Regions from separate parts of the Mus musculus genome. Here region 2 is linked to region 1. Evidence: chromatin contacts called from ENCODE Hi-C or POLR2A ChIA-PET data. All regions are on one chromosome and are shown on one strand. The core of a region is the stretch at or near the end of the contact, and the rest is flanking DNA. Distances in the headings are between cores, read along the strand shown.

Region 1 (6,361 bases), core at 55-2,554:
TGGATGGAACCACGCCTTGACCGCTTCACAATGCGTTCCTCTTGTCCTCTGTTTGAACACTTAGCTCTCTTGTCAAGGCCCCAAAGATGGACTTGAGGGTCCCTGAACCCCTTTATTTGTTCTTCTCCCCAATGTGGCCACAGCGGATCAATCTCCTTTCTCTGCCTCTCGATGTTACTTGACCCCCTGATTGGCACACTGAGGGACAGCGGTGAGCCTAGCATGTTAGGGCTCCCAGGAGCAGAGTCTGACCCTAACAGCTCCGGATCTGTGTTTGCTGTCACGGAAGCCAGCACTTACTTGTTGGTGAATATCTATTGTAAGACAGAGGCAGGGCAAGGCCTCTGGAGAAGAGCCTGGCCCAGGGAGAAAAGTCTGATTATTAAAATGATAAGCAGCAAGGAATAAATTAAATGACTGTTCATAGAAGGGGGACAAGGCACAAAGGAAAGAGGGAGGAAGACCTGACACTCACTGAGTCATAGGCACAGAGAGAAGGCAGGGGAGGGAAAGACTGATTTCCTAGTGTGAGGTTCACGGCAGGACTATTTCTAAAACCCCAGCCCAGATGAGGGCTGTACTGCCTAGCGCAGGGCAGGGCAAGGCAGCCCTCTGTACCTCTTCTGCCAGCACAAGCTTCTTGCATGAGGACCGAGAGCAAACCCCAGCATCCCACTGCCTCCCTGCTACAAGAAATGACTCAAAGAGGGGCTTATCATGAAATTCCTCTTTCATCTGGGCCTCCCACCAACTTAAAACAATGCCTTGAAAACTCACTCAAGACCCCTACGGTAAATCCACATCCCTATTATTCAGAAACCTCTTTCTAGAAAGCTGTTTATCCTGAACTCTATGTGGTCAGCTTCAGAAAAAAAAAAAAAAAAGCCTTCATTTAAGCAGCCTTTTCTAAAATAAATAAATAAAAGCCTCCACAAATACCAGGACATTATCAATTTGGACTAAATTCACAGATTCCGACACAGGCAGCCAAGATCTTCGGCCTCAAGCACAAACATGCTTTGCCTTTTATTAATCGCAAAATAAACAGATGGAGGAGATGGGGAGGGGGGTCTGCGAGCATGCCTCACTATGCACGTTAACAAATGACGTGGTGTTCGCAAGCTTCAATTAATTTTTAAGTAGGTATTTCATTTTGAACTTTATGATGATAAAAGTCATAAATGCAGGCTCCGGGAAATGTAGGAAGTGCAGTAAGAAGAAAACCAGGGGTCAGGGCTGCAAAAGCCTTTGAATTAGCAACTTATGATCAATAAAATCCCACAGCTGGCCAACTTCCAGTCCAAGTCAGAAGAGTCTTCTAGCCCAGCTCCAGAGTTGGACAGCATCGCTGCTGGCTGTCACTCATCATTACGTCGTTTCTTGCTGTGTTTTTTAAAACCACCACAGGACTCCACACCAATTCCCAAGCTTCTGCGGATCTCTTGTAAAAGTTACCACCTCGTCTGTACTGTGCGGTCTGTGGAGAAACCAGAATCCTCTGAGCTTAAAAATCCTGAAACGTGGGGCTTGGGGGTACCACGAGATCATGACAGCACCAACCAAAGGCTACTTATGGTCAGACAACTGGGGTGTGGAGGTACCACTGGATTATGACAGTGCCAAGCCAGGGCCACTTGTGGTGGGACAACCAGCAAAGAAGTCCATGAAAGGGCTACTCTGGGGAATAGGAAGCCATGAAGTCAGGTCAGGGTATAAGATATGGATGGGCCCAGGAAGCTTGGAAAGACGCAGAAGCAGGATTTGAGGTCATGGGAATTACAGGGAAACGGCAGCTCCAGGTTTGCTGCAGGGATTAAGCCCCTCCACAGGAGAGCTACCCTAAAGTTCATTTGCTGGGTTTATTGAGCAGCTACAAAAAGAGCTCTGTCTAAAGGAGCTGAGGGACAGAGACCCAGCTGGGTACCGACTGTGGTAATCTGTCTAAACAAAGCCACTCTCTACTCCACGCCAGCTACAGCCTTCGAACCCACACAGATAAAACCAGGCCACCATGTGTCTCTCTAGCTTACATCTGTTGCTCTCCAATGGATGACTAGAGTCTGCCACCACCATCACCCCCCCACCCCCGCATCATCAGCATGTCACTCAAATTCAGCTAATGACAGAAGTCACACATTTGAGTGTCAACACTGTATGAACATTTGTCATTGGGGGGATTAGCTAAAGCAATCTTATTTACACAAAATAAATGTCAAGGACTGGGGAGGTAGGGTAAAGTATTTGCCTTGGACCGGATTTCCTCAGAACCCACAAAGAAGCAGGGCACATCTGCAATCCCAGGACTCCTATCATGAAATGGGGCAGAGACAGTAGAATGCTCAAAAAGGTCCTGCTGGCCTGACACATAAAGTAGTGAGCAACAAAAAGAGTGACCATGTCTCAAACAAGATGGAAGGAGGTGGCAGATACCTGAGTTTGTCCTCCAACCTTCACACGCAGGCAGAGGCTCACACACATACACACACACACACACACACACACAGACATGCGTACGCACTTGCACACAATTCACAAGAGACAAAGCCTTTTGTCTTTTTGTTTCTCATCTTTTTTTCTCCACCTCCTTTGGAAAGGCCACATTCTGCCTGAGGCTCTGTAACTGGCCATGACCTGCTGAGTGACTGCAAGGGCAGCCCTTCTGTGCTTCTGCGCACAGCGTACCACCAGGTCCAGCACTGGCTCCAGAAAAAGTCCTTCCTGTAACTGGATATGCTGTGTTCTGCATGGCACACATGGCCCAGAGATCCAAATCTCCTAGGCCCTACAAACCGACAGACTGGACATTGCTGTGGAAGAAAAGACCTAAATGAGAGAGACACACAAGGAGAATAAAAGCAAGGAGAATGGAGGTATCACCATACCTAACTCCAACTACACAAAGAGCCACAAGAAGAATATTACCGATGCCGACCTTGTACATGAGGTACAAGCATGGAGAGGTGGTTCAGTGGCTAAAGCTCTTGCTGCACAAGTATAAGGACCTGAGTTCAAGTCCCAGAACCTACCTAAAGCCAGATTCAGTAGTGTACATTTGTAATCTCAGCACTCCTACAGCAAGATGGGCGGCAGAGACAGAATCCCTAAATACTCAAGGGCCAACTCGCATGCCATATGCAGGAGTGAAAGGAGCCTGTCTCAAACAAAGTGAAAGGGGAAGGGTGACACCTGGACTTGTGTTCTAACTGTCCCAGCCATGTGGTACAAATTAATGCACACCACTCACACACACTCACTCATATTCATACTCACATACACTCATGTACACACACTCACACATTCACACACATTCACACACACTCACACACTCACAAATTCAAACACACACATACACACGTACACGCTCATACTCACACACACACACACACACACACACACACACACACACACACACACACACACACACACACCAGAGCAGCTTTTTTTCTTTTAATCATGCCTCGAAGCTTCAGATAGGTTTTCAGAATTCATGGCTTATGTGGCTTTTTTTTTTCTATAACTTGCAAATATAAACAAATTAAAGTTGGATGCCTACAACTTTGTTTTTACTGAAAGAATATAAGTTCTAGAAATTCGGAGAAGGGACAGAGAAGGGACAGAGACAGCTTCCCAGACGGCTTTAGTGACCCTCAATCAAGTCCCCTTCATGCACTGTGACGGTCTGATGGTGTCTCTGACTAGACACAGGTGTGCATAAAATAAAACAGTTTAATACAGAAAGAAAAACAACAGAATGTGTTGTGACCTCGACTCAAGGCTGATGAGGAAATGACAACTTCCAGAGTCTCCCAGCCCTGAGGAGAAGCAGGCTCAGCTCCAGCCAGGGCTGTCTGCCTGAGAGGCATGTGGATTCATGCCTTGGGCTATTTAAATTTATTGGTATTATATTACTGTTTTGTTATTGGGGCAGGGCCTATGTCCCCTACCTGACCTGTTACTTGCTGTCAGAACTAGAACTCAAACTGCCTTTGCCTCCCGAGTGACAAGATGAAAGAGTGTGCCCTAGGCCTGGCTATTTTTATTATTTTTAAGATATGGGTGTCTGTGTGTGTTTGTGTGCATGTGAGTACAGGTGCCAACAGAGGCCAGAAGAGGACGCCAGGTCCCCTGGAGCTGGGGTTAGAAGAGGTTGTGAGCTGTCCGACACAGGTGCTGGGAACCAAACATGGGTCCCTGGCCAGCGCAATAAATGCTCTTGATGGCTAAGCAATCTCTCCACACCCTTGCCTTGGGTTCTCTGGCATTTTGTCAGCCAATTTCCTGCCCTTCACTGCACTTGTCTGGCTTACTTGATATGAAACTTAATTAGAGCTCTCATCTTCAAGCTGAAGAAGGCTTAAGATTAATTAAGACAAACATGATTTTAACAGCTAATCAAAAGAAGGTCACTGTGGAAAATAATGTGTAGACTAATTTTCTTGACTGTAATATCCAATTCACAGGCTGTAATATGAATATCAAATAGTATATAGGGACTGTGGGGATGGCCCAGCAGGTGAGAACAACTCTGTGTAAGCAGGAGGACCTGAGTGTGAATCCCCAGCAGCCACGTAGAAAGCCAGGCATGGCTCTGCTACACTGGAGAGGTGGGGGACAGAGACCAGAGGATTGCTAGGGCTTGCTGGCTGCCAGCTTAGCTCCAGGCTCAGTGAAAGACCCTGTCCCAATATACCACATATATACACTGTACATACACACATATACATACACCACACACATATACCGTACATATAAATATACCACATACAATGTATATATATATACACCAGACACATATACATCATAAACATACACATTGTACACATACACATATACATGTATATGTATGTATATATATATCTCATACACATGTACATGCACCACATACAAAGTACATACCACAAACACACATACACAAACCACACACATGTAAATATACCCTTTATACACACATACAGACACACAACACATGAACATACACCATACACACCACACACACATATACATATACCACACACACACACAGACATCATGCACACACACACACACACCATGATGATGGCACATCTCTAATAAGAAAACCTGAAATTCTGAACATTTATGGGTATCTCCTTTCTGGGCTTGCAAAGTTTTAGCCTCTGGAATACTTAGAATTTGGGGTTTTTCTGATCAGGGATGTTCAAGCAGTCAAGTCTATGGAAGTATTCCCAGATACCAAACAAACAGAACCCAGAGTTACTTCTGGTTCTAAGCCTTCCAAAATAAGAGATGCTTGATCTGTATATCAAAGTCTCTGTAATAATATAAAAATTTATGTTTTACTGAAAGGATGGGGGGAGGGGCACGACTAAAAGCATTCCACAGAGTTAGTGTCCAGAGCAAACTGAGGAGTCCACTGTTGCATCTCCCAGTCACCCACAGCTGCCTGGAAACACTCGGGAGACAAGGCCTACCTCAGGGTCACTGGGCGCTGATCTCCACACAGTGAGCATGAGCAGCAGCATAAGGCTGGAGGGGGTGGAGGGGGAAAGGGAGGGAAGGCCTGAAATATTCCCATCATCAGGAAGGACACCGCTCCTCCTCCGGGGTCACTGCCAGTTCAATCTGAATTCCTTCGGCACAGATCCACAGTCCCTGGGTCCCCCCAGCCCTCCGCCCCAGCCCCAATTCACAGCAGCCATTTCCCTGTTCTCAGAACAGATTCCAGGAAGGTATCCTGGAGACAGACATCAAAGGAAGGAGAGCTGGCAGCCCCAAAACAGGTCATGCTGGTAGGGGAGTGCTAGAAGCCACATGAAAAGCTAAGAAGTCACAGGGCACTTTATTATTCCTATTTATTATTATTATTACCACTATTATTATTTAAAGAGCTCAGAAATATCTCTCGTTTTAGTTTTAGTTTGAGGACAGAAGGAAATGGCTTTGAAGTCACACAGCCCGGAGCAGCACTTAGTGACAGGACAGCCAGGGATGAAAATGCTCATTCGGTGGAAAAAAGCCAGAGGTATCCAACACTGCTCACAGGCGGGCCGTCTCTCCTCGCTAAGTAATAACCCAGAAGCCTTGCGCTTGGTTTAAGGACATGAGGAAGGAAAGGGAATTGCTGCTAGATAAAACCAGCATAGCTGGGACCAGATTGGAAAGTCACCAGGCTCGGAAGGGCCCTGTGGGGAGTCACATCCACGTATATGGTTTAAGTACAGAGACCCCAATGGATCCCCACTTATTTGGAGGGGCAAGCATTGCTGGAGTAGGCACCTCGCTTGTCCAGTGCTTCTGCTCTTGAAAGCAGTATTTGAAAGTGGGGGATGAAAATGTGGCTACAGGTGGGCAGAGAGCAAGTGACAAGCAGCCAAGTGGTTGG
Region 2 (6,784 bases), core at 1,544-4,043, 40 kb after region 1:
CATTCCCAAGTATGTTTTCTACAAGAAACCGACTTGGCCTTTTTACCTGACATGTCACCACAAAGCGGGACATTATTCCTGGGTCTGACACCAAGTCGCCCGCCCCTTTCCCTCACAGGAGGTTTTTTTTTTTTTTTTTTTCCTTTCCCGAGACAGGGTTTCTCTGTATAGCCCTGGCTGTCCTGGAACTCACTTTGTAGACCAGGCTGGCCTCGAACTCAGAAATCCACCTGCCTCTGCCTCCCGAGTGCTGGGATTAAAGGCGTGCACCACCACGTCGGGCTTTGTTTGTTTGTTTGTTTGTTTTCTTTTCCTTTTTTTTTTTTTTTTCACAGGAGGGTTTCTGGAGCTGAAGAAACCAATGGGCTATAGGGCGAGACTCGGGAAAATGGCACAAAAAATAAATCTGGGAAGCCAGGGACGTGAAGTTCGGTAGTGGAAGGCACTTACTTAGCATGTGCAAAGATCTCATGCCTAGCACCACAAAAATATATAAATAAATGAATACATACATAAATGAATAAATAAAATGAAAATAAATGTTTAAGATGCTGGCTTATGACTTAGGCACATCCAGCATGCTGAGCTGTATTTTCAAATAAGATCCTGCTGGGCCTGTGTCATCCAGATGTTCATCTGAGTGGGACCAGCCAGGGCAGGATAGGGCTACAGAACATGTTCTTTCATGCAAAGGGGTTACCCAGGATAGAAGAAGCCATTGTCATATCAAACACGCTCCTATTTTGGGGGCAAAAGACATTAGACATTTCTAAAACATCTCAGTTTGCTTCCTATTTTTATTGCCCAGAAATTTTATTTCCCCTTCTGTAAAAACTACAATAGGACATAAGTCTGGAACATTCTGCCATTTGGTGTATATATTCCAAAGCTAGAAATCATTTGTATTGCCCAATAAGGATATTATTTTAAACAGATTTTAGTCTACAACAGAAAAAGGCCATGACAATGAAATATTTTTTCAATAAATGACTTCTGAACATTATTCCTTCCCAAAAGGATCATCACAACAACCACCAAAAAGAAAACAAAGGATTCCCATATTTTTAAGCAAAAAAAAAAAGTACTAGTCGTGCATATTCATACCCTAGCAGACACATAAATCATGTAGGAGCATAATAACTTGAAAAAGTAGTTAAGATGTAAAGTCTCGCGTCTGTGTGGTTAGTGGGCTGATGTTTTCCCAATATTAAATTTACCAACTGTATTTCTTAAACTATATTTCAAACTTTAAATCTCACATCTGTGCCTTACATTGCTTACACACTCAAGACATTTTGGGATCAAATTATAAGCCTATTTTGCTCTAAGTCTAAATCATGCGTCTCAACATGATTCTGTACACATAAAAGGAACACGTGGCATGTGTTACCACCCTCCCTGGAGGAACCTAAATGCCCCGAATAGCCCTTCTCCTGTGTGCCCTATAAACTAAGATGCTCCTCAGAAAACGAAAGAGCCAGAGTCATACGTTGCATTCGCCACGCGAATTAAGCAAGGGCACGTCAAAACTTTTCCTGTTAGCACTCATTGCAAAATGTCTTGAATTGGTTTTATTGAAACAGACGTCTTCACCCAACAGATACGCTCAGAAACCCGAACTTAATTTCATCAGCAAACTGATGGGCCGTTTGCTGTCATTCATCTGCACCGATGGGATCAGTTCCGCACCGAATTCGAAGTGTGCCAAGTCAGCCCACCACCAAACTATGGCACGTACAAGGATCGCGGGCTGTTCTGGGCCTGGGAAGATTGCTGGACAGCCAGACAATGAAAAGCTCCCCGGTGGCCACTAACTCAGCCCAGGGGGCGGGGCGGGGGCAAGGGAAGAAAGGGGGAGAGGAGTGAACTCCCCTCTCTCCTAAAGCCCCGATCAGCAGCCGCCTCCGGGTCCCTGGCCACAGAGGAGGGGGTCCCAGGAAGGCAAGATTTCTCTAGGAAAGAAAGGAAACTTCCTGGTGCAGGCATTATGGGAAGGGGGCTCGTGCCCTCCCCACCCCCCACACCACAGGTATCTGCGAGGAGTCAAGTGGCTAGAGGAGGAAGATAAGGGTTGTAGAGTGGGGAGGGCAGAGAGCGGCCACTCCTACGCGATTCCCATCGCGTGGACCAGAGGGGTGTCAAACTTCCCAGCGTGGGCTCAGCTGGGTACTGGCACCCAGGAGTTGCCGCGAGCGCCTCAACACGACAGGATCCTGGATGGGGCAAGAGGAGGGAGCGGGCCAAGATAGAGATGGCAGGCCTATGGACAGCCGGTGAGGGCGGCGAGCAGCTGGCTCCCAGAACGTGGACCGCGCCTGCAGGCCGGGGGCGCCGCGGGGCCCGCGCTACTCACCTTCCGGTGCTTCTCCTTGTAGGGCAGCGCCAGCCATGGCATGTCCCGCACGAAGTCCTGCCACTGCCGCTGGTCTTGGTCCGAAGACACGAAGACGATCTCCAGGCGGTGCCGGGGCTCTGGCTCCGCGGCTGCGCCGGCCCCCGCCCCGGCCCCCGGCCCGGCCGCCGCGTCCCCTCGCAGGCGACCGTAGAAGGCGGCCAGGCTGGCGCTGAGCTGCGCGCAGGGGGCGCTCAGGCTGCACCCGAAGTAGAGCCCCAGCAGCGCGATGCCGCGGGCGCCCAGCGAATGCACGTCCACCTCCTCGCCACCGCCCGTCACCAGCTTGTCTCCCAGCAGCTCCTCCAGGAAGCCCGACATCCTGGCCCACCGCAGCCCCGGCACGCGGGCGGGCGGGTGGGCTCGCAACAGCTACCGGCTCGCTGGTCCGCGCGGCGGGCGGAGGCAGCGGCGGCAGCGGAGGCTGAGAGGGGAGCCCCGCCCACCGGGCCGCCCAGCCACTCCCCTCCATAGCCACGCCCCCTCCGTGGCTGGCCCGCGCTGCGCAGGCAGGTCCCTAGCAGCTGGCGTCTTGGCGCGAGCCTCCGGTACGTGGCTAAAGTAAGAAACCTGACCCGAGTTCTACACCAGGACTAGATTGCCTGGACTTAAGGCAGGAGAACGATCCTCCCGGAACTGGCGCTTTCCGAGGCTGCAAAAGGAGCTAAACCGCATCCCTACCCCTTAATTCCTCTCACCTTTCACTTCTAAACCCTCTCCACACTGAAGTTCTGCACCGGTTCTTGCTCTTTTTCCAGCCTCTCCTTCTCCCTTCCCAATACTAACCCTTAAGACATTTTGAACCCCAAAGACCTCATATAAAACTTGTAGGGTTTTAACATCATCACCACCCAATGTCACTATATCAGGCCAGGTCTTGTTCATCAGTCATGTGTGTGTTTTGTGCTTGTTACTATAAGTAGACTGGCGGGCGCCACCTCTCTGTTTCTGATGCCAAGCACAAGAGAGAGAATTCATAAATACTTGTGGGCTGATTACAAGTCACAGTGTGGGATTTCAGTCCACAGGTCGCTGGAACCATTCCCCGATGGGAAATGGCTCTCTTCCATTTCCGTAAATGTATGCAACAGATGGCGCAGCGTTTCCAAATCAGTATTGGCTGCTCTCCTGACTTCATAGCTTATCTCAGGTCTGCTAGTAGTTGAGAGAGAAAAAAAATTTTAACCCCATCTTGAAAGATGCTTTCCAATGCCTAGGAAAGAACCCTGATTAAACAAATGATCTGTGGCAAGTTTCCTAGGCACGAACACAGGACAAAATGTACACTATTACACATACACATGCATACACACATTTTTAAAAAAGAGGACCATTCATGTGTATCAGCTCAGCTACTAACAACAGTGACATTTTAAGAGGAAAACCCAACCACTGGCTATCCTTCATGGCTTTCGAGGTTATTTCTTTCGTATCTGCCGCCATCTAATGGAAGAATGAAAGAGAGAACTCTACCAACACATAAGATGCAAAAGATTAAAGTGAAAGCAGCAGAATGCTTTAATTACACAGGCTTCCTCTACTGTAACACACACACACACACAAACACACACACACAGAGAGCACAAAGTGTATGACACAAGACCATTTAAATTTCAGAATATAACCTCATACTTCTAGTAGAAATGCCCCAAAGTCCTCAGTGTGTTTAAGGTAGAGAGAAAAATTGTTTAAGTTTTCAGGCCTGTAAAATATCATCACATGAACCAATGAAAGTGTTAAAGACAATCTTCACACACTGGTGCCACAAATGGTGGCTCACGCCTTTAATCCCAGCACCCAGGAAGCACATCTTTGTGAGTTTGAGGGCAACCTGGTCTACAACAGCCAGGCTTACACAATGACACCCTGCTTCAAAACACTAAATAAATTGTCTTATTCGTGTGTGTGTGTGTGTGTGTGTGTGTGTGTGTGTGTGTGTATTCATCTGGTATTACAGGGCATTGTGAGACACCCCATACAAATGTAGAGGTCCAAACATGAATTCTCTAGAGCTCTTAACCAAGCTGAGCCATCTCTCCAGCAACCCTAGCATCCTGTTTCTAAAGCCTTAAATTTATGGATATGATGGTGCGTTCCTGTAATCCCAACTGTTAGGAGGGTGAAAGCAAGAGGATCCTAAGTTCCAGGCCAGCCTGTAGGCAGAGGGAGGCTCTGCTTCAAAATAAACTCTTAAAGTGAATTAAAATGTTTCATCTTGGGGCTGGAGAGATGGCTCAGTGGGTAAGAGCACCCGACTGCTCTTCAGAAGGTCCTGAGTTCAAATCCCAGCGACCACATGGTGGCTCATAACCATCTGTAATGAGATCTGACTCCCTCTTCTGGTGCATCTGAAGACAGCTACAGTGTGCTTACATATAATAAATAAATAAATATTAAAAAAAAAGTTTAAAAAATTTCATCTTCCCATCGGAGTCACATTTGAAGTATTCCTGAGTGGGTATGTGATTTCACATGTCTGAAAGCGTGTCAGACAGATAGATATCTGCAGTCAGACATCGTCAAATTCTAAACATATGTGAAAGGAGGCCAGGCATGATGGCCAGATATGCCTTTAGTCAAGGCAGAGTCAAGGCAGATCTCTGTGAGTTCGAGGCCAGCTTGGTCTATATAGCAAATTCCAGGCCAGAGCTATGTAATAAGACCCTGGCTCAGTTCACAAAAATGTGCTTCAACCCAAAGAACAGAGGACCAGGAGCAGAAATAGGCGAGGAAAGGCTCCGGGGGATCGGGAAGTGGGGAAGTCATTACTGAGTTGGTAAACTGGGCGCAAGAGCGGCGTGCAGAGGTCACGTGCTCAGCAGCATCCTTTCATTACTTTACAGGAAAGCAGTTTCCACTGGAGTGTGTCCAAGCCGGCATCTGGCACCTGGGAAAGTGAGAGTCCGAACACACTGCACGTGAAATATAAATACAATTTGGAGAATTGTTGGTGCAGCATGCCTTGGGGAGAAGCCAAAGCCTGCAGCTGCCTTTCAAAGGGGTGTGGCAGGAGGGGGGGGGTTTGCAATGGAAATGATTCCAAACTCATAATTCCAGCGGGTGTTTGATGCTAGAAGCCCAACAAGACTCATTTGGCTTCTTGTAAAGAATTAGTCAACGTCCTCTGGCCTGAAAGAGGTAAGAGACCCACTTAAAGAAACTGTTCCATCCAGGATTTAATTATGTTACATGTCTTAAATTTTGTATTAAAGAAGCACAGCATGCCTAATTTTGTAAGAAATGTGTACTACTTTCTTTTGAAAAATTACAGTTAGAGTCCCATGGTATCATTCAAAATACACACAGAACAAATATATGTTTGCCATCTTTAAGATTCATCAAGCTACCAAGGGTAGCTCAGTGGTAAAGTAACTGCATAGCACCACGCTAAAGGCCCTAAGTTCAATTGCCTAGTACTATAAAGAAAAATTCATAAATCAGGGCTGGCAAGATGGCTCAGCAGGGAAAGGTTCTTGCCATGTGTCTTAGACTTTCTATAAAACACCATAACCAAAAGCAATTTGGAAAGGAATGGGTTTATTCTCTCCACACTTCCACACATCAAAGGCAGTAAAAACAAACAAACAAACAAACAAACAAACAAAAAAACAACTCAAACAGAACAGGAGCTGCTGCAGAGGCCATGGAGGGGGCTGTCTCCTGGCTTGCTCCTCAGCCCCCTTTTTTAAATTTACTTATTTATTTTATGTATATAAGTATTTTCAGAGGGCATTGGATCCTTTTATAGATGGTTGTGAGCCACCATGTAGTTGCCGGGAATTGGACTCAGGACTTCTGGAAGAGCAGTCAGTGCTCTTAACCATTGAGCCATCTCTCCAGCCCCCAGCCTTAGAGAACCTAAGACCACCAGTCTAGGGATGGCATCCCCCACAACAGGGAAGTTCTTCCCACATCAATCACTAATTAAGAAACTGCACTACCGATTTGCCAACGGACCAGGTTTTTTGTTTTTTTGATCTATCTTCTTTGGTTCATTCTTTGGTTCTTTGGTTCTTTCTTTCTTTCCCTCTCAAAACAGGGTTTTTCTGTGTAGACCTCACTGTCCTGAATCACGCTGTAGGCCAAGATGGTCTCGAATTCAGAGATCTGTCTGTCTCTCTGCCTTCCAAGTGCTGGGACCAAAGTCACCAGCACCGACCAGCACCTACAGATCAGTTTTATGGAGGTATTTTCTGTAAAGAATGCCTCTTCCCACGTGCTCTAACATAAATCAAGCTGATGTAAAACTAGCCAGTCCACCATGTGACCCTAGAGAGACACTTGTGTTTGGTCCCTGGAACCTCTGTAAGACTGGAAGGAGAGACTTGATACCACAAAGTTGTCTTCTGACCTCCACATGCATGCTGTACTCACACACATCATACACACACA

Evidence for each region. Hi-C counts contacts between places; a loop is a spot of excess contacts on that map. ChIA-PET counts read pairs that join two places held with the same protein, here RNA polymerase II (POLR2A).
Region 2: a map of gastrocnemius shows a loop between it and region 1 (2.2-fold over the local background). The contact joins the promoter of Nxn here to the enhancer-like site in region 1. A Hi-C loop is called at or near these places in 6 of 37 maps with a recorded cell type or tissue (CH12.LX, Patski, adrenal gland and 3 more). POLR2A ChIA-PET finds 5 or more read pairs at or near these places in 4 of 5 experiments (Patski and embryonic stem cell).

The regions. Positions count from the first base shown.
Region 1 is chr11:76,357,810-76,364,170 of GRCm38, forward strand. The region is part of intron 1 of Nxn (nucleoredoxin); the gene reads right to left. Among named protein-coding and RNA genes, the nearest start is that of Nxn, 38 kb to the right of the region's middle. Within about 2 kb of position 1,305, at least 1 of the 3 ENCODE cell types and tissues checked has a DNase peak (open chromatin) inside an H3K27ac peak, as active enhancers do; it is gastrocnemius, where a contact is called at or near this core.
Region 2 is chr11:76,396,348-76,403,131 of GRCm38, forward strand. Nxn (nucleoredoxin) reads right to left here and starts at 2,794. Exons shown (of 8, transcript NM_008750.5): 1 at 2,354-2,794. The coding sequence starts at 2,713.